Regions from separate parts of the Mus musculus genome. Here all the other regions are linked to region 4. The links are chromatin loops, found by intact Hi-C in ENCODE. Cell type or tissue: left cerebral cortex. All regions are shown on one strand.

Region 1 (5,000 bases), 47 kb before region 4:
CGAAGTCAGGTGGTTTGTCCTTGTATCTATTTCTTGCATGCATTGATTTGCTTAGAGCCATCTTTAAAGAGAGGGAAGAAGAGATGTAAGAAAGATAAAGAGGAAACCAGCATATTTAGTGCCAAAAGCACAGGGGAGGGGGGGCCGCGCTGGGGGAAAACACTCATGCTGGTAACACCGGTACTGGAGAAGCAGAGGCAGGATCAGCAGAAGCTTGTAACAAGTCTGGGTTACACAGCCAGTCTGGCTACAATGCGAGACCCTGCCTCAGAAACAAACACACACAAATAGCAGCAAAGTAAGTCCAGTTTGCTGGCCCACCCCTTAAGGGGATATTGCTATTAGCAGAGCACTTGCCCACAATGCTCAAGGCCCTGGGTTCAGTCTCCAGGATTACACACACACACATACAAAATGGTAGACGCTCACTATATAGCAGTTTTAATTCCCTAATATTCAAATGCCCCTTACAGACATAGGAGTAAAAAGCATAAACCAAGGGCAGTCCCCAGGCCCCAAGAATATCAGAGGGTAATGGTTTTCTTCCATGTAATGCCGGACAAAAAGTAGGCCCTTCTCTAACAAGTCCAAGAGATACTGATGCACTAGGACTCTGCAGCACATTAAAGAGGACAGAGTTTACAGGCACGTACTCTGAACATGTGACCCAAGTTCAATTACAACCTTGGCCAATTCCGTTCATTTTTCTACACTATCCATTCAGGTCATAACAGACATACTCAACAAAGTCACTCCGTTTGATTCTTTAACTTTTGTTAAAAAAATTTTTTTCAACTGGGAATTTAACACAGTATCTCACATGTGCTCTATCAAGGACTGCTACACCCGAGATGACTAACTTCTGGATTTCTATCTGCCTATCCACCCCATTCCTCAAAGTTAAGTGAATGTCTGCTAGCACCAGTTTACTCTGTTCCTCCCACACTGGCCTAAGAGCCATTGCCCAATCAAGTGCCTCAGGACTAGCTGTACTTGTCTTTTTGTTCTTGCTGTTAGACAAGGTCTCCAGTAGCCCAGGCTCACTGGGAACCCACTCTGTAGGCAAGGCTAGTAGTCTAGAATCCCATGTCCTCTGAGTGCTGTGATTCCAGCTTGCACCACCACACTGGACTGGCACTTGCTGCCGCTCAGGTGGCATGGCTTACACTCCCCAGTGAAGTGTACAGACACTGAACATATCCCCACCTTTAAGCCTTTGGTCAAATGCCATCTTATTTATATCTTCTTGAGCAAGTCACTAAAACATTCAGTGACTGGAACGCACACTTTATTTTTCTTTTTTTTAAGCTTTTATTTATTTTTTGTATATGAGTACACTGTAGCTGTCTTCAGACACAGCAGAAGAGGGCATAAGACCCCATTACAGATGGTCATGAGCCACCATGTGGGTGCTGGGAATTGAACTCAGGACCTCAGGAAGAAGAGTCAGTGCTCTTAACCACTGAGCCATCTCTCCAGCCTCCCGCCCACCTTCTGTCTTTGAAATTTACTCACTTGGCATTCCCCACACATTTGCTTTAATTAAAAAAAAAACCTTCCCTACCAGTAAACTTCATGAGGGAACATATTTGTTCCCTGCTGTACCCCAATACTCAAAATAGGGCCTGTAAGGGGAGGCACTCAACTGTTGGTTGACTGGGAAGAATATGAAGTCACCAGGAGATCTAGCTCCGAGTGACAGAGCATGTGTCTAGCACGTGCAAGGCCTGGGCTCAGTCATCAACACCAAAGAAAATAAAGGAAATAACTATGAAATACTTTCCATCTGTGTGAGACACACACAGCATTCTCTTTCTGAATGGGCAGCCCAGTTGAGTCTCAACAATAACAAAAAAAGGCTCATCGGAGCGAGTCCAAAACCCAAAAGACCTCTAGGCCAGCCTTCTTTCCTCTTTAAAACTTCATGTTTCCTGGGTTTCTCTTGGCCTTTATCTCTTCACACATCATTTCTTCTAAAACTGAAGCTTATAGGATACTCTAAATTTGGCTTTTATGATGTCAAACTATGGAGGCAATAGAGACAGACCAGCGTTCAAGAGCACCAGCTGGTCTTCCAAAGGACCAGGGCTCGATTCCCAGCACCCGTATGGCTGCTCACCTAGTGCCATGACACAACCCTCTTCTGGCCTCTGCCTGCACTGTGCACGTGCTGCACAGACGTCCAGGCTGGCAAAACACCTACACCTACAAACTGTTTTGTGGGTTTGTTTTTTTTAAGTTTTTAGGAGGAACAGAAAACTCAACAGATGTCTCCCACCTAGACCCCAACACTTCCGTTTTCTCTTCACGCCCCCACCTCACAAACTTGACTTCTCCTCCGCCACTTCCCCGGCTCATCCACACCTTCTTCCCCTGGGTTTCAGCGCTCTCTAAGCATTGGCCTAGGCGAGGGACGAGGCCATCTCTCCTCCAGCTCCTCCCACCTACCGCCGGCCTTCGCGCACACCCGCCCGGGTCCCCGGCTTCTGACCCAGCGGTAAGCCCCCAAGGATCCGAGAACCGGAGGAGAAAAGCAGGTGAGCCGCTTCTTAGGCGATCCTTGTGCGCAACCGGATAAGAGATTTTTGAACCACGCACCTCGCAGGCCAATGGAGCAGGCGGACGGAGTGCGGACAGGCCCGCAATCACCAAGCCCACACCACTCACACAGCCAAGCTCCTGGAAACGCAGATGCTACGCTCCAAGCGCGCCGCCATCTTGCGCAGCCAATCCGCGCCGTGACTGGACAGACTACTCTCGCGAGACTTTTGACTTAGCCTAAAGAAAGAAGGAACTATCGCGATACTTGGAGACGGCGGTGAGTTTTCACCCAGGTTTGGGGGTGTGGTCGGCCGGGAGTCTTCTTAGGTTAGCGGATGGAGAAGACCTCACTAGTCCGCTGGCATGCAGCTATGTGATGGAGCCCGGCCAGGAACTTGGAACTACCCTCCTCCCCTGGCCTTTCTGGGTGCTGGGATTACAGGGATGGGCTACCCCACCAAGTTGTAAACGTTTGTTTTCCTTTGTTTTGAATGTAGCTTTCTTCAGCTCTCCCCAGCCTTACTAAATAGTACTAAATCTAGTCTTGGACAGGAAATAGGAAGGCTAGATGGGTTTGATGGCAATTAACACTTAAGTGCACAGCAAATCTGTGTGATGACACAGTAGTTACAGATAAACCTGTGAGATGGGTAAATAACTGGTACTTAGAAACTGTTTTGGGTGGGATAGGGGACGGGGAAATGGCTACCCTAACAAAAGACCCAGGTTCGAGTCCCAGCCCCAATATGGTGACTCGAAACCAGCTGTAACTCTAGTCCCTAAGTGCCCTCTGGAAGGCACACGTGCACGTGGTGCACAAACATGGAGGCAAACAGCCATACACATAAAGGTAAACCTCTTTTTAAATTCTATTTTTTTTTTTTAAAGAAACTGATTTGGCTAAAAAAAGCATTGAATCTGGACTCACGAAGCAAAAGGATAAAATCCTGGCGTGCGTTTGTTTGTTTGTTTGTTTGCTCGAGACAGGGTTTCTCTGTGTAGCCCTGGCTGTCCTGGCACTCACTTTGTAGACCAGGCTGGCCTTGAACTCAGAAATCTGAACTCAGAAATGCCTCTGCCTCCCCACCAATAGGCATTTCGTTGTCAGTTTTGTACGATGTTCTGTTCCAGATTGGCCAAAGGGTGTTTTCAGATTGTCTGTGTCAGTCACCTGGAATTCCTGGAACAGTAGGACTGATCAAGAAATACTTTTATAGAGCAATGCTAGGCCTCAAAGGACGGGAATGCCTCCTCTGTACTCACTGAGGGCAATTACCTGCATAGACGAAGCTATGTGCTGCAGAAGGAACAGTTGTCTTCAGGGAGCCCAGTTGCTTCCCTCCACCTTGCAGACCAAGCAGAACAGGACCAAGACCACACTGACCTTGGCTACTTTATTAGCTATGCTAATACCCCCCCAATTGCCCTACCCCCAATTTTTCCTTCATTTAACCCTAAGTATGGTGTTATAGGCCTGTAAATCCAAGCATTTGGGATATTGAAGCTGGAGTATGAGTTCATCCTATACTGTCTATCAAGTTCCAGGCCACCCTGGTCTACATGAGACCTTGCTCAAAAAGCCAAAGCGGCAGTGTACCACTAGATCAGTGGTAGAATGCAAAGGCCTGTGTAAACTAACACCACAAAGAAGAGATAGATAGATAGATAGATAGATAGATAGATAGATAGATAGATAGATAGATAGATAGATTGATTTATGGGTAGATAGATGTATAGATTTATGGATAGATAGATAGATAGATAGATGTATAGATTTATGATAGATGTATAGATTTATGGGTAGATAGATGTGTAGATTTATGGGTAGATAAATTAGCATAGCCATAAAATGTGGGCTGTCGAGACACTTGATGGACAATCATGAAGACCAGAATTTGGACCCCAGTCTCCACATAAGGAGCAAGGCACACCTGGGGCTTATTCGTTAAAGAAAAGAAAAGTATAAGCTGCACGCTCACAGACAGACTTTGCCTCAAAGGAGTAGGGAGACAACGATAGAGGCCATTCAATGGCCTCTTCTGGTTTCCACAAATGTGTACATGCACGCCTATGCCATACACTCACACAAATTAGTGTTTAAAGATTTTTGTAACTGAAGATTTGAAAAAAAAAACCCTGATAGATTTGTGGATGTGGGTAGGTGGCTCACAGTCACCTATAACTCACATTCCACGGTATCTGACACTCCAGGGTGTCTGACACCCTCTTCTTGCCTCCTCAGACACCATACTCACATGCATATACCAGAACACAGAGACACACATATAATTCAAAATAAAATAGATATTTTAGAAAAATGGGGCTGCAGAGGTGGCTCCACAGTTATGAGCGCTGTCTGCTCTTCCAAAGGACCCAGAGTCAATTTCCAGGACCCATGGGACAGCTCAGACCTGTCTGTAATTCCAGCTGCAGGGGACCCATTGTCTCTGGCACACAAG
Region 2 (5,000 bases), 75 kb after region 4:
CTCAGATCCTAGAGGTCTTTGAAGACCTAGGTTTTAGGGAAGTGAAATAAAAAGGCAATCCTCTGCAGAATGGGACTAACTGCCTAAATGGCACTTAGTACACTGCTAACCTCCACCTACAGTCTCTAGGAGAGATCCGAGCGGAAAGACAACACACAGCCTTCCTAGGCCTAGACAGCACTCCCCTAGCCAGAGATGGTCACAGGCAGGAGTTACAAAGGGGTCTGAGTAACCACAAGTAGTCTCTGTATGCCACTCCAGTCTGACAGCATCTTCAGAGACTATGCCAGGGCCAGGCCACACCCTAGCTAAGGAATCAGCAGGTAGGGGCAGAACAGGAAGTCGAACTCCAAAAGATACACTGCCCCATCCTTGAACCCAGGGCTTCAAGACAAGAGGACAGAGGCAGAGAGACAGCTTATGGAAGATCCTGCTTGCCTCCTTCCTGTTTCCCCAGACCAGAAATAGGTCTTCAAGGTCCAAGTGTCTTCTCAGACACCACCCAAAAAGAGCTTTAAGATCCTGCTGGAGAGCTTATAAGCCCCTAAATTCTCCCCTCGTCTGCCAAGTCCCCTTCAGTTTCCACGCCCAACTCAGGGAGCCCTCCCCTGTACAGAAGGAACCTGACACACCACTGTGAACTTGAAAAACCTGCCTGTTCTCTTAACCCCTAAAAGTTACTTTATTCTTAAGGTAACTGTCCCTGGCCTGCCTCGATCGCCTCCTCAAAGGTACTGGAGAGCTCTAGAAAGAGGGGCTGTGGGTCAGGGGCTACACTTTGATACCCATGCAGAAACCTTACCATGGGATAGCAGATGGGTGGGGGAGGGCAGGGGGAGCAGGACAAACACGACACAGGCTCCATTTATGTCTTTCTTCTTTTGAACAGATCCAAGATGGCCGGATAGTCTGTTATCTATACCAGTTTTCTGGGACACAGAAGCCAAGATCCTACCAAGTAGAAAGTCCTGTGTGTCCCCAAGATGAAGAACTATGCTCTGACCCCAACCCAGCACCCCCTGACACACACACACACCCAAGAGTCCCTTAGCATATAGTTAAGGGAGCTTCATTCATCAAAAATCCTCCACTACCATTCCAGTTCCTAAATCCCCTGAATCACATACATAATAACCCAGCATGCCCACCTCAGCTTCCTCTAGGCTGGGCTGGGGTAGACTTGGCATGCTAGCCGTAAACTGGAAATCCAAATGCTTCCCTGGACAATGAAATCACTATGACCTTGGACAAGCTGCTTCATATCTCTTCAGATCTCTTTGATGGAGGGGAAACAGGCAGCTCTAACCTTCTCTTACCCAGCCTGCCCATGGATTCAGAGCCACGACATTTTTCAGCACTTCTTGTGCTTGGGTACAACTCAGGCCTTGTCTTGGGCAAGGTAAGTCCACTGTGATGGATAACAGTCTAGCAAGTGCTAGGCCCATTAGGGCCATCCTTACTCCCGTGTTAGCCTTAGTCTGCTCACCGGAGCTGGGAAGAATAAGGAGATGAGCTGAGGAAAAGAGAGATAAAGAGGGTCTGCACTCACTGGCATCCTGGGTAGAAAGGACCAGGCTGGCTCTGAGGAAAAGTGAGGAGGCCCTAGGAAGGGGTTTCCAGTTTCAAGGCTGGAGCCTGAGACTTGGTAAAAAACTAACAGAAAGGGCACAGGCTAAGTACAAGAGAAGTAGGCCCCACCCCTAGACAAGCCTCTGCCACTCCCAAAGCCACCACCACACAGCCCCCACGGGGGAGAGCTGGGCGCTCCACTCCACACTAATGACCTTTGCCTTAAAAAAACAGCAGCTCTAGTCTGACCCACTTTTCGCAATAAGGCAGGTTAATGATCAAGTTCAGGCACAAACACCTCCCCCTGACAAACAGCTAGGCTTTGCCCACACACAGGCAGGACCCCAAACCCCTGATCAAGTGGAGGCCAGTAACTAAAAGAATTGAGACCACAGCCTGATGACTTGGGGTTAAGCCCTTGTCTCTAAGAATGTACCAGAGACAACCCACCCCAATAACACACACACACACACACCCCAACTTGCGCTCTTCCCATAGTCCAAGTTTGGGCAGCTCCAAACTGAGCCTCACTCACAGTGCTGCAGCTCTGCCGCACAGGAACGTCTAGGACAAGAGAACCAGAAGGTGGCAGGGCCGCAAGTGTCACTGCCCCCAGCCCCAAGAGCTCCCCAAGCAGGGGCGCGGAGGGGGTGGGGCCGCCGATTCCATCGGTCTGCGGCGGCGGCGCACCCTGAAACCAAACCGCGTGTGCGCGCACGTGTCCCCGCGATCTTGCGCGAGTGTGTCCGCCGTGGATGCCCTTCCACGGTCCCCACGTGCGAAGTCCAGGCCGTAGCCGGGGGTGCCACTGAAGGTGACCTTCAGGGCGGGGGCGGCCCAGTGCACCGCCCACACTGACGCGGAGGGAAGACGGTTGTTCCCACCGAGTCCCGAGCCCTCCGGCCGGACTCGGCCCGGGCTCTAGCCCAGCTGTCCCTGCCCCCGGCCCACTCACTCACCAGCCGCGTTCGGCCGCCCCTTGCCGCCGGCCTGCGAGCCGTGCTCCCGGGCGCTGTCGGCCGGGGCGGCCGCCGGCAACTCGTCCGTCTTGATGACCATGGCGGGAGCAGGCGTCCGGCTCGCCTGTCCGCGCCGCACGCCGCGCCACTAACCCAAGTGCCCTGCGCGCCACGGCCGCTGCGGGAAGGACGGAGTCACCGGCCCACGTGGTGCGCGCTTTAGCCTTTGACCCCGCCGCCGCTCCCCTACCCCGCCCTCGCGCCCGGCCTGCCCACGGCAGACGACGAGGGACAAAACACCGAGCACTCCGTAGTCAGTTCACAGATTCAGTGACTCTTTCAAAGCCTTAAAGGCAACGCGTCCGGGCTCAAAGGGGAGAGGCCTCGGCCCCCTGGTGAGGCGGGGCTTCCGGGAGACGTTTCCTAGGTTCGCCGCCCGTTGGGCGGGCGCCGTGACCTTGGGTGGAGACTTGTCTAGGACTGCCTTCGCTCCCTATTCCCCCTCCCCCAATGACCCTCTGCTTCTTATTGAGCATCTGCCAAAAGACCGCGTCGTTCTAAAGCAGCTTTGTTATCACGACCCTCTGTATCCTCCTCACCGAGTGGGCTCTTTCCTACTGAAGGGAAGGGTCTAGAGTGTATTTGGATTATTGAGGAAGATCGCTTCTAGGCCTTTTGGCTAAGATCAAGTGTGGATTATTGAGGAAGGTGTGCAGGTTGCAAATATGCATAAAGTGTCAGAAACAGACTATGAAAACTTGGACTCAGCACCATGGGCTCCTCCCCTATCTGTGTAAAACACACACACACTCACTCACTTCCAGGCCACTATCTTGGTTTACAGTGAAGGACAATGAGGGCCAAAGTCACAGAACAAGTTCAGATTTAGACCAATAAATAGATCCTTACTATAGTTGTTATCTATTTTTCAGTTCTTTTGGTTGGGTGGGGAATAAGGAGTGAGGTCCATGATTGCTGGGGGAGGGGGGGTACTTTTCTTGTGTGTGCCCTACTGAGTATTAAATTCAGGACCTCTGGCATGGTAAAGGTGTCTACTGCTGAGAGACAACCCTAGTCTCAGGTGATATTGAAACCAGGTCTATCCAGACAGTTATGTTCAGGCAGAGAGGGGACAGGGTAAGCCTTCCATGCACAGGTGGAAAAGCCCTTTGTGAAACACTAAACACAGTCTTTACACTTGCTAGGATTTAATGGACCCTGGCAATCTGAGGCTGAGATGGGAGCGGTCTACATACACCCTTGTATACATTGCAAAGGAAAGTTAAATCTGCTTTCCTTTTAGAGATCTAGTGTGACCACAAGGGCCTGCAATCCCAGTTCTTGATAGGTAAAGGCTGGAGGACCTGAATTTGGAGACCAGCTTGGGCTACATAGTAACACACTGTCAGAATAGAATACATAGGAAGTTCAGTTTGCCCCTAGAGCACATGTGATGATGAGAACTGAAGCCAAAAGAAGAAGGAACCCTCCATTGAAGGGAGAGGGAGGAGAGAAATGTATGTGTCAGAAAGATCCTCTTGACTGTTATGTGAGGGCAAAGGAGAACTGAGCAGGACTAAGGAGAAGTGATTTCAGGCTATTGCACAAGGAAGTTGGAAGAATGACCAAGACCTTATTGCTGGGTGCACATAGAAATCAGGCAGCAGGAACCTGGCTCAGTGTTTCCATCCGTCATCCCAGCACTCAGAAGGCAAGGAGAGAATATAAAGGGTTTAAGGTTAGCCTGGGCTTCCTGGCTAGACCCAGTCTCAAGAAAACACACAACAAACAAACAGACAAACAAACAAACAAACAAAAGGCAGGCAAGCAAGGTGTGTGTGGACCTGACATCGAAGTGGACTGGAAGTCAGTCCCTAGGAACCCGTACCTGTCTCTTGTAGTGAACTTGAGCAAATCACTATCATCTTGCTGAATCTCAGGTGTTTTGCTGTGTGTAGATACATGTTTGTGTGTTCTTGCCTTTACTACATTTTTATTGTGTGTGTGTGTGTGTGTGTGTGTGTGTGTGTGTGTGTGTGTGTGAGTGAGTGCATGTCCTTCACCTCACCTTATTTCTTAAAGTAAGGTCTCTCTCACACTCTCACTGAACTTGGAGCTCAGCAGTTAGCTAAGCTGGCTGGCTAGCTAACAAATCTGAGGAATTCTCCAGTTTCCATCTTGGGTGCTGGAATTGTAGGGGACTATCCTTATGCCTGGCTTTGTACTTTACTAACTGAGCCCTGTGCTTTTGTTTTTACTTTTAATTATATGTATGTATATATGGCATGTACGCACATGTGTATATGAGTGAGTGAGTGAGTGAGTGAGTGAGTGAGTATGTGTGTGTGTGTGTGTGTGTGTGTGTGTGTGTGTGTGCAGTTGCTGACCTGGAAAGCTCCAAGCAATGTCCTGTGCAAGGCTGCAAGACTGTCTGAGTGTTCAGGGCACACCTTGAGTGCTTCTGGGTGGAGA
Region 3 (5,000 bases), 90 kb after region 4:
TCCCTCCCTCCCTCCCTCCCTCCCTCTGTCCCTCCCTTTCTCCCTTCCTTCCCTCCTCCCTCCTGAAACAATGACTTCACTATAAAGCACTGGCTGGCCTGGAACTTGCTATATAAACCAGGCTAGCCTGGAGCTCACCTAGATCCTCTTGTCTCTTCCGGTGACCTGCTGGGACTAAAGGCGTGCACCCTCATGTCCAGGTTTCTGTTAATTCTTATGAATTCTTCTGGCACCCACATAGTGGTTTATGATTGTAATATCAGCACTTGGGAGGCTGAGGCCGGAGAATGGTCATGAACTTGAAGCTAACCTGCTCTACACAGTAATTTCTAGGCCATTTGGGACTCCAGAGTGAGGCAGTATCTCAACACAAAACAGATGGTCCCAGGGTGTCATTGGGTAGTTGAGGCTGGCCTTGAATTTGATATAGTATGATGAAGAAACTGTTTGAAGCCTCAGGCACCCCTCTGCCTCTCTTGAGCGATTCTACCAGAGTCCTCTGAAGACTGCTAGAACATGGAGGTAGCCCGACGACCCAGCTCCAGGTCTCCCAGCTGACGTTCTTCTTTCCTACATTAAATCTGGACCTAATCTTGTCACTCAGTACTGCTACAGCACCTCCTCATTTTTGTTTTGAGACAGGGTCTTTTATGTAGCCCCGGATATATTGGAATTTATTTCGTAAACCAGGCTGGCCTACAATTTACAGATCTGTCTGCCTCTGCCTCCTGAGTGCTGGGATTAAAGATGTGTAGCACATGCCCGGCCCAAGTGAGACTTAAAAATCTTTTAAAATTTCATTATGTCATTTATGTGTTTGTATGTGTGTGCAGTGTGTGTATATGTTTATGTTTGTTGTGTCACTGTGGAAGCCAGAGGTCAGTGTTGGGCAGCTTCCTTTTTTGCTCTTGGAGGCAAAGGCAGGAAGTTGCAGAGTTCAAGGCCATCCTTGACAACATAGTGAGTAGTCAAATGTGGTCCAGCAAGAGGGCTCAGCAGGTAAAGGTGCTTGCTGTCAAGTCTGAAGACCTGAGTTTGATCCCTGGGACCCAACTGTTAGAAGCAGAGAGCTGACTGACTCCCAGAAACTCTCAGGCTTCCATGTGTCCCATTCCATACTAATATATAAGACATTTTAAGAGTGCTTGGAGAGGGCTGGTGAGATGGCTCAGTGAGTAAGAGCACCCGACTGCTCTCCGAAGGTCTGGAGTTCAAATCCCAGCAACCACATGGTGGCTCACAACCATTCTAATGAGATCTGACTCCTTCTTCTGGAGTGTCTGAAGACAGCTACAGTGTACTTACATATAAATAAATAAATCTTAAAAAAAAAAAAAGAGTGCTTGCAGAAACTCAACCTTCTGTGCCTCCCGCCACAGCCCAGAGCTATTTTTCTTACCTTGTTGGTGAGACTGGACCTCTCTCATCTCCAGGTCGTGGGTCAGCTCTAGGGAAGAGAGAATAGAGGAGTTTGTGTGTGCACAAGTAGGTGTGCATGTCAGATAAAAAAATCAGAACTCCATTAAAGAAGAACAGATCCATAGGCATCAACTACACCACCGCCTACAACTACCTACAACAACTACCTTACATCCCAGCCAGGGAAAGAGCCCTACTAAAGGCAGAGCCTAGGCCTGGGTTTCTAGGCCCAGGGATCTTTCCAGCAAAGGTTTTGTTCCTAGGATGGGGAACAGAGACCACCTCTGTGGACAGAAGAGCCTGTCTTGTTTTGGGGATGAGGGAGTATTTGCCTGTTTTAAGGGATGATATGACGCCAGTTTAGATGGTTGTGGAGGACTCTTGTAAACACAGGGTCGTGGCTCATGCAAGCTTAGTTGACTGATGAATGCCACAATGCCAAGAAATGCTTAGGAGGCAACAGAAATAGGCAGGAGCTATTCATGTGACACTAATTTCATGGCCAGGATTGTACTTGTATTACCGCCTGAAGATCTCTGTAGTTTCCCAAACCCCATTTGACCACCAGGCAAGAAGGGCTCAAGGAGAACAGTGCCATCTAGTGGTGGACAATATACCAGCCTTTGGTTTGGTGTTGCAGGGGAGGGGCTCCTCAGGGGCACCAAGCTAAGGAATGCCATCACCAAGGTCTCTGGCATAGGAACAAGTTCTTCCTGGGCACCCAAAAAGAACTTATTTTCCTTATACTTATTCTTTGGTGCCCCCAATGCCTCATCTCTCAGAGCAACTGTGTGATAGCAATTTTCAGCCCCAACTCCCAGAGCTTAGAACAACAAGGGTTCAGGGGTTTACAGCTCAGTGACAGACAGATGCTTAGAACTTCTGCTCTGGGTTCCAGTTTGGACATGACTGGGGATAGTATGCAGGGAAAAGGACAGCAGGGAGCCGGGAGTCAAGAGGGCCTACTAGGAGCACTTGCATGTACCTTCAGGGATAAAGGTGTTTTTTTTTTTTTTTTTTTTTTTAAAGAATTATTTATTTTATGTGATGAATAAACTGTAGCTGTCTTCAGACACACCAGAAGAGGGTATCAGATTTCATTACAGATGGTTGTGAGTCACCATGTGGTTGCTGGGAATTGAACTCAGGACCTCTGGAAGAGCAATCAGTGCTCTTAACTGCTGAGCCATTTCTCCAGCCCCCCAGGGATAAAGTTTCGAGCCCGAAGAAAGTGGCACATCTCTGGGAGTAGTGCCCAGCATACCTACAGTCAGGCTTGTGCCCTTGGCCTACCCTTCCTCTATCCTCAAAATGCTCTTAGGGACCAGAGTTTGCTAGAACTGTATTCTCTGGGGAGGCCACTTGTTGCTGGGACACAAGAGAGTACCTTAGCTATGGCCGGAGCCTGAACCTTCTCCCTGGGGCCACTGGGAGCCCTCTGATGCCTCTACCCTTAGGACTCTTGGGGACCAACTTGCCCTTCCTCCAAGGCCTATGAAATGGCCTAAGGGACCTTGGCTTTGCCACTAACTTCTCTAGGGCGGTTTTCTTTCAACCATTAACCACAGGGCTTAAGATTTGGAGACAGAACCCCAAGTAGGACCCACTCCCCCATTTTTTTTCTTTTTTTGAGATGTGTTATGGTTTGAATATGCTTTGCCCAGGGAGTGGCCTTGTTGGAGTAGGTGTGGCCATGTTGAGGTAGGTGTGTCACTGTGGGTGTGGGCTTTAAGACCCTCATCCTAGCTGCTTGGAGGTCAGTATTCTGCTAGCAGCCTTCAGATGAAGATGAAGAACTCTCAGCGCCTCCTGTATCATGCCTGTCTGGATGCTGCCATGTTCCCACCTTGATGATAATGGACTTAACCTCAGAACCTGTAAGCTAGCCCAAATTAAATGTCCTTTGTAAGATTTGCCTTGGTCATGGGGTGTTTTCACAGCAGTAAAACCCTAACTAAGACAAGATGGGATTTTTTTGTTTGTTTGTTTGTTTGTTTTTTTGAGGCAGGGTTTCTCTGGCAGCCCTGACTGTCCTGGAACTCACTCTGTAGACCAGGCTGGCCTCGAACTCAGAAATCCGCCTCCCGAGTGCTGGGATTAAGGCGTGCGCCACCACTGCCCGGCTAAGATGGGATCTTATTGCATAGCCGTGGCTGTTCTGGAACTCACTGTATAGACCAGTCCAGCCTCAAACTCACAGAGTTCATCCAGCCTCTGCCTTCTGAATGCTGAGAGGAAGGGTGTGAGCCACCACACTGGTTTCTCCCACCTTTCTCCATCCATCTTCTAATGTGAGTCCTTGTAGATTCTATGAATACTCTATGAAAGCAATTCATGGTAGGACCCTGGCCAGCAAGGATACTCCTCTGAACCTTAGTTTTTTCTTTTGGAAAATGGGAGCAAAACAGCATCTCTCTTACATGGGACTGGTGCCAGAATGCAATGAGAAGAAAAGAAATAGAGGATTTAGCCAGGGCTAGACCAGCAATTAAAGCACAGGGCACTTATCATTGTCCAGGCTGTCCCCACAGCCCATGGAACTTACTCTTACCTCCAAATCTCACGTTCTTTATCTTTTTTTGTTTTGTTTGTTTGAGACAGGGTTTCTCTGGGTAGCCCTGGCTGTCTTGGAACTTGCTTTGTAAACCAGATTTAAAGACTGCCTGCCTCTACCTCCCAAGTGCTGGGATTAAAGGGATGCACCATCACCACCTGGCTCCATCTTCTTTATCTTTACTTGTTTTCCAGGCAGCCTGGCCTCCTGGGTCCTCCTTCAGTCTCTGTCCCCAATTCCCCTGCTTTCCCTGCCCCTCCCTACTAGAAGGAGGGCCTGATTCGGTCATCTCAGCCCCCAGAGTGGCAGTTCCAGACAAGACCAGAGTTATTTTTATCTCCTTAATCAATAACCAGGAGGCTTGAGCCTAGACTCACTTGACAGTTGGGGGGACTGTAAGGCCCTCTGATCCCGCCTGTTATGTTGTCATGGGAACTATCCTGTGTCCAGAACGGAAGGACCAGGTTCTTAGAATCAGGGAAAGTTGAGAAGAAAAGAGAGGATCTGCAGTAAGATTTTTAGTCTGTTTTCCTCTGATACTGTCACTGTGATGAAAGAGCGGCCTATAGGGCCATCCTGTCACTGGGTGGTCAGATGGCCAGGAGCCTATCTTAGAATACGGCAACGGGATCTGCATGTGCAAAGAGGCTGAGGCCAGGCTGCTTATGTTCTGTGTTACCATGAGAAGCCAGTGGGGTCCCTGAAGCCTTCTAGGCCTCTGGGCAAAGGACAGATAGAGCACAATCAGAAAGTGGCACAGTGCTGGTTTTAATCCTGGCTGTGGCACTAACATGTATTGTATGATGTTTTCCCCCTGGGTCTTGGTTTATCACTTTCATAATCAAAAACTGGGTCTGGGGTGCAATCTTTTAATCAGAGCACTTGGGAGGCAGAGGCAGGTGGATTTCTGAGTTCGAGGCCAGCCTGGTCTACAAAGTGAGTTCCAGGACTGCCAGGACAACACAGAGAAATCCTGTCTCAAAAAAACAAAACAAAACAAAATTAAAAAAAAAAAAACAAAAACAAA
Region 4 (5,000 bases):
TGAACTATGATTGATGGCACAGATGTCTTAATTCTCCATTTTCATTAGACAAGTATTTGTCAAAGTGGATATACAGTGTTAGCAACTAACTGAAAACGCACAGAACTGTAACACACTTGCTTCATGTCAACTTAAGCATATAATCTGTTCAGAAAAATTATAATCCAGGGAGAAAAATGTTATATCTTCCCCCAAAGGAGACTTACTGCTTTTTTGAAGGATTGCTACAAAAATAAAATCTTTACTTATTTTAGGACATAATTGTACAATCTAGGTCTTACATTTTTTTCTATACATAAAAGCATGTGATCTCAAGGCTTATGCGAGTTAAGGCTACCTACTTGTATTAAGTTGGTGTTTATCAATGTGCTTCCAAGCAATTTTGTTGACTTTTAGAGCATTCATTAAAAAAAAAAAACCCAAAAGAACTTATTCACTCATCTGATTAAATATTAAACAAGATACCAGGCAATATTAAATATTTCAAAAGATAAAATATGAGAGGTGGGTGAATTCTTAGAATCAGGGAGAATCAGGGACAATTTAATTTAATGAATGTTTCTTGGCTGCTTTTGGATATAAGTGATAGGATCAAGCCTCTGTCTCATGCTGTCCATAGTTTTGACTATAGAATCCAAAAACTGAAACTCTGGACATAACCTTTTAAAGATTATTTGATTTAGTTTCTTGTGTTGATGAAGAAAAAAAAAAAAAGAACTAATCCCTTAAGGTCATTGGTTTATGTTTTTTAAAAAAATTTCTAGGGATAAAGATAGCCCATCCCAATACAAAGAGCCTGGCTTTGGTACTAGATAGTAATGGTTACATGAGTTACACATCAAACCTCAGGCCTTAACCCATGCAACATCTAATCTCACAAAGCCTCACAGCTATGTCAATTCTATAATGTTTTCTTTTCTTTCTCTCAGCAAGTACTCTCCTACTGAGCTGTCTCTTCACCCTTTTAAAAGTGATAAATTTAAAAACATTTGAGTTTTCCAGGTAGCCCTTAAACTTGTGATCCTCATTCTTCAGCCATTCCATGCTGGAATAAGGGATGTGTGCTTCCTTCCACCCAAGGTTTGCTCCATTATTATTTATTCTTGGAGACAGGGTTTCTCTATGTAGTTGTCTGTCCTGGAATTCACTGGGTAGAGAAGGCTCTTGAACTTGGAAAGATCCACCTGTCTCTGCCTCCAAAGTGCTGATATTAAAACACCATGTCCAGCTTTAAATCATTATTTTAAGATAGGGTCTTACTATATACACCATGCTGGCTTCAAACTCGTGGCAAGTCTCCTGCCTCCGTCTCCTCAGTGTTAGCATTACAGATGTGAGTCACCCTAGCTTGTTTATTACTATCATCATTGTTTTTTGTTTTTTATAAAAAGGATGCTCCTGAGGCTTGCAGAGAACTTCTGGGCTCTTGCTGGTCTCCTGCCTCCTGAGTAGCTTGGGCTACGTGCCATGTGCCACTTTGTTTGGCTACTGGGTTTATTTTATACTGATACTGAGGCCAAAAAGAGATATGATAATTTAGTCAAGGTCACATTCCCAGTGGTGACACCAGGATTCATACTGGAGACATTAACTCTGCAGCTTCCCAAGTGATTTTTACAGTATTTACCTTCATCGAGGGACGCAATAGAATCAGTTAAGCCTCAGTGCTGGAAAACACAAGTGGATAATGAAGTAATCTCATTCAATACTTAAATATCCTATATTGAATAATTCAGAGCCCCAAACCTTCCCTTTCAAAAATCAAGTGTCTCTTTGTGGAATAAATTGACATCAAATCCCCCCAGATTTGTCATCAATATACAATTCATAATATAATAAAACACAGACATGTCTTGTAGAGAATAAAGTTCCAGGTCTTTCTGTGGATTTCAGTTTCCAGAATCTCTGATGAATACATGTGACTAAGGAAAAGAATAGCTGAATCACATCTACAGGCGATTCCTTCCGATTAAAAATCTGTACCAGAAAGGAACACAAGGCAATCCATCTGCCTTTTAACCTCAACAGCTCTTCTGCCCAAGCCCACCAATTTACTTTGGTCCTTTTGGGTGGGTGGGTAGGTGGGGGATGGGGAATAATCCCACAGGCTAAGGCAGAAAGGAAGCATCCTGGCTTGGCTCCTGCTCTAGCCAGCAGGGGCCGAAATGCCAGTGCACCGGGTACCCGCGGTCCGCCGGGACAGCGCAGTGACCGCTGAGGCAGAGCAAGAGTCGTGATGGACGCCAGCCGTCAGGCAGTTTAGAGCAAAAGGGAAGCTTCCCAAGGGATCAGGGGGCAGAAGCGAGAAAAGCCGCGGACGGGACGCAAGCTCGCCGGTCGGCTCGGGTACAGCCGCCAGCTCACCCTGCGGAAGGGCGCGCGGCCCAGGCCCAGGCCCAGGCCCAGGCCCGGCCCGCGCATGCGCCGCGGGCCCTCCGCTCCCCTCCCTCTTCCTGGCGGGTCTGGGGCGGCGGCGGCGCGGTGACGTCAGGGCGTTGGGGCAGCTCCTGTGACAGACGGAGCTGGAGCGGCGGGGCGGCGGCGGAGTCCGGCGGCCGAGATAGCGAGTGAGGGAGCGAAGGAGCAGCGAGCCGAGAGTCCAGGGAGCGAGGAGGACCCGGAGGGGAGCGCTCAGGCGCGAGCGAGAGGACGAGCGAACGCTGGGCTAGGGCTCGAGCCCCGGAACGGCCGAGGAGCCCGCCCGCGGCCCTCCCCTCCCCCTCCCCGGGACCGGGCCCAGCGCGCCATCCTCCCCCTCCCTCCCTCCCTCCCTCCTTCCTCCCTTCCCTCTCCCTCCCCCTCCCCCGCTGGTGGATGGGAGTGAAGGACGGAAGAGGCCCTGCGGAGGCGGTGGTGCAGCGCTCCGGTAAGGCGGCGACGCTCTGCGCCCTCCCCTCTGTCTCTTCCATCGCGCTCGGGTGGCTGCGGGCCGGGCCGGCGGCCTGACGATGTGGCTGCGCCGGTCCCCTCCCTCCCATTCTCCCCTCCCCCTGCCGCCGCTGCCTCCTCCTTCTTCTTCTCCTCTCCTCGCTCTCAAAATGGCGGCCGCGACGGCCGTTGAGTGAGAGGCACCGAGGAGGGGGCCCTGGCCTGGGAGGGCGCTGCCCTGGCTCCGGTTCCTCCGACCCTGGCAGTGGGCTACTCAGGCTGCTGAGGGTTCAAGCCGTGGCCTCTCGGGCGGCATCGCCCTCCTGCCGCCGTGACTTAGCAAGAAAAGTATTCTTGGGTGGGAAGGGCGTGGATAGCAGGTCGCTCTCTGATCTTGGGGAAAGGGCTCAGCCCTCCTGGGCCGCGGAAGCGAACCCGCAGTCCCCACCCCTCCTTGGCTGGCGACTCGCCGCCGGGGCTCCAGCAGCTACCAGGCCTTCCAGGCGTCGGGTTCTCCGCTTGTCCTTAGGTTGAGGGTGGACCCGGGGAGGATGGCCCGCCGCTCAGGCCCTCGGCCCCCCGGTGCGGTGGTGGTCCAGCCTCTGCATTCAGTAAAGATCTGCAGCATCCACCCACCGAATCGGGCAGGATTTTCCTTTTTGCTACTGACTCCTCGCACGGGAGTTGTCTTTTGACGTTGCTAACACTGAGCTCCCAGGTTCTCGATCATTCCCTTCATCCCATCTCTCCACTCCATTAGGAAACGCTGTGACTATTTACCCTCTCTAGCCTCCCAGGTGAGAAAATGTTTTTTTGAGACGGTGGGCTGATTTCGTCTCCCAAGAGGAAAGAATTTCAGTCTTGAGATAGGAGAAAGCAAGGTGCCTGGCTTTATTTGTTATCCTGCCTGCTTTTTCCAGTGACTTAGCAAGAAACTCCTTGGGAGGAGCGCAGGAAATTTTCTGTTGAGGTTGGGTTTGGGTGTAATTCCTATCAGTATTTTTGGCTAAGAAATTGTGCCTTTGAAGAGTACCAGATTTGTGGTCTCATTCTCAATGGGCGATGTCATGTCAAGGATACCTCCTCCTCACCCCCCCCCCCCTTTAAGAGACAATTGGGAGAAAATAAAATTACTGCTTTTCTTACCTTTAATTTCAAACACACCCTCCTAAAGATTCACAACCTTTAAAAGATCCAGTAACATAAAGGTCATTTTAGCAATTCTCTTTTTGTTGGGTTGGCTTGTTTTGTGTGAAATTTCTTTTCTGGGGGTGGGATGGTGGAGACTTTGTTTGGGCCTCATGCCAGTAATATTGTCTTCTCTCTTCATTTTGCCACAGCAGTTGTTTGCTGTGTTTCCCCCTGCAGTAGAGCTTGATTGCTGCAGGATTCAATCCCTTAATTAGGAATATTCTTAGTTGGATATGCTAGTAATACTATGCTGAATTTACATTAAAAGCTTTAACTTTAAAATTTGATTTGGTATTAAGGCTTTAGCAAGCTTTTATTTCTAATATGTGTCTTTCAGGACATAGTTGTGCAAATAATTGGCAGTTACAAATTGTGTTTTTTTATTAACACAGAATATGAATTTAGAGTAATTTACTCCTTCACGGTCTATTTAAAAGATCATTGTTTGATTTCAGAGGGAAGGATTTTCTGTAATATATTTAAAGCTGCTGGTATATATAATTTTAAGAGTCAGAAAGGAAACCAGTTTTTTCGCAAAATATTTGTGCATATGTTGGTTTTGACAGAGCATACCCTGTTTTGGTACATCCTCCCACCCCCTTAAAAATGGGCTAATATTTGTGGCTGCTATAAGCAGCCATTGAGCCGAGAGGACTGGGTGGAGTAAGGGTGCGCCAGCAAAGCTGTGAAATGCTCAGTTGCCCTTTCACTGGGTTTTTTTCTCATCCTTAATGATTGTAAGGTTATTCAGTATTAATTGTAGGGACAATTAAGGCATTTCTCTATAGTGGATCTTAGAATCTCAGTTTTTCTACCTTTTTTTTTTCTTCTTCAAGAAGGGCATTGAGTAATTGGAATAAAGGCAGTATCCTTGCTCTGAAACAAGTACTTACTGTCCATGTGTGTGCATGTATTAAAAAAACTCCACATATGCTCTGGCT

What was found. Peaks named below come from ENCODE experiments on the same cell type or tissue, not always from the same donor. Only the 100,000 strongest peaks of a DNase experiment are listed, where the experiment ranks them.
Region 1: a loop joins it to region 4, with 2.0 times the contacts of the local background. A loop is called at or near these places in 13 of 42 quality-filtered maps.
Region 2: a loop joins it to region 4, with 3 times the contacts of the local background. A loop is called at or near these places in 9 of 42 quality-filtered maps.
Region 3: it touches region 4 in a loop (2.8-fold over the local background); 6 of 42 quality-filtered maps call a loop at or near these places.

What each region holds. Positions count from the first base shown.
Region 1 is chr11:74,768,583-74,773,582 of GRCm38, reverse strand. Mettl16 (methyltransferase like 16) reads right to left here and starts at 2,720. Exons shown (of 10, transcript NM_026197.3): 1 at 2,599-2,720; 2 at 1-61. The coding sequence starts at 61. In left cerebral cortex, no CTCF peak of the experiment used is centred here; a DNase peak (open chromatin) is centred at 2,760; H3K4me3 peaks cover 1,484 bases; H3K27ac peaks cover 1,035 bases.
Region 2 is chr11:74,647,223-74,652,222 of GRCm38, reverse strand. It overlaps Cluh (clustered mitochondria (cluA/CLU1) homolog), which reads right to left and starts at 2,719. Exons shown (of 26, transcript NM_001081158.3): 1 at 2,529-2,719. The coding sequence starts at 2,628. In left cerebral cortex, no CTCF peak of the experiment used is centred here; DNase peaks (open chromatin) are centred at 2,345 and 2,845; H3K4me3 peaks cover 2,324 bases; H3K27ac peaks cover 1,526 bases.
Region 3 is chr11:74,631,688-74,636,687 of GRCm38, reverse strand. Ccdc92b (coiled-coil domain containing 92B) reads right to left here. Exons shown (of 4, transcript NM_001013784.1): 3 at 1,400-1,447. Among named protein-coding and RNA genes, the nearest start is that of Gm50590, 13 kb to the right of the region's middle. In left cerebral cortex, a CTCF peak has its summit at 2,026 (motif pointing left); a DNase peak (open chromatin) is centred at 2,020.
Region 4 is chr11:74,721,865-74,726,864 of GRCm38, reverse strand. It overlaps Pafah1b1 (platelet-activating factor acetylhydrolase, isoform 1b, subunit 1), which reads left to right and starts at 2,481. Exons shown (of 11, transcript NM_013625.4): 1 at 2,481-2,866. In left cerebral cortex, CTCF peaks have their summits at 2,150 (motif pointing right) and 4,221; DNase peaks (open chromatin) are centred at 2,473 and 2,994; H3K4me3 peaks cover 3,517 bases; H3K27ac peaks cover 3,388 bases.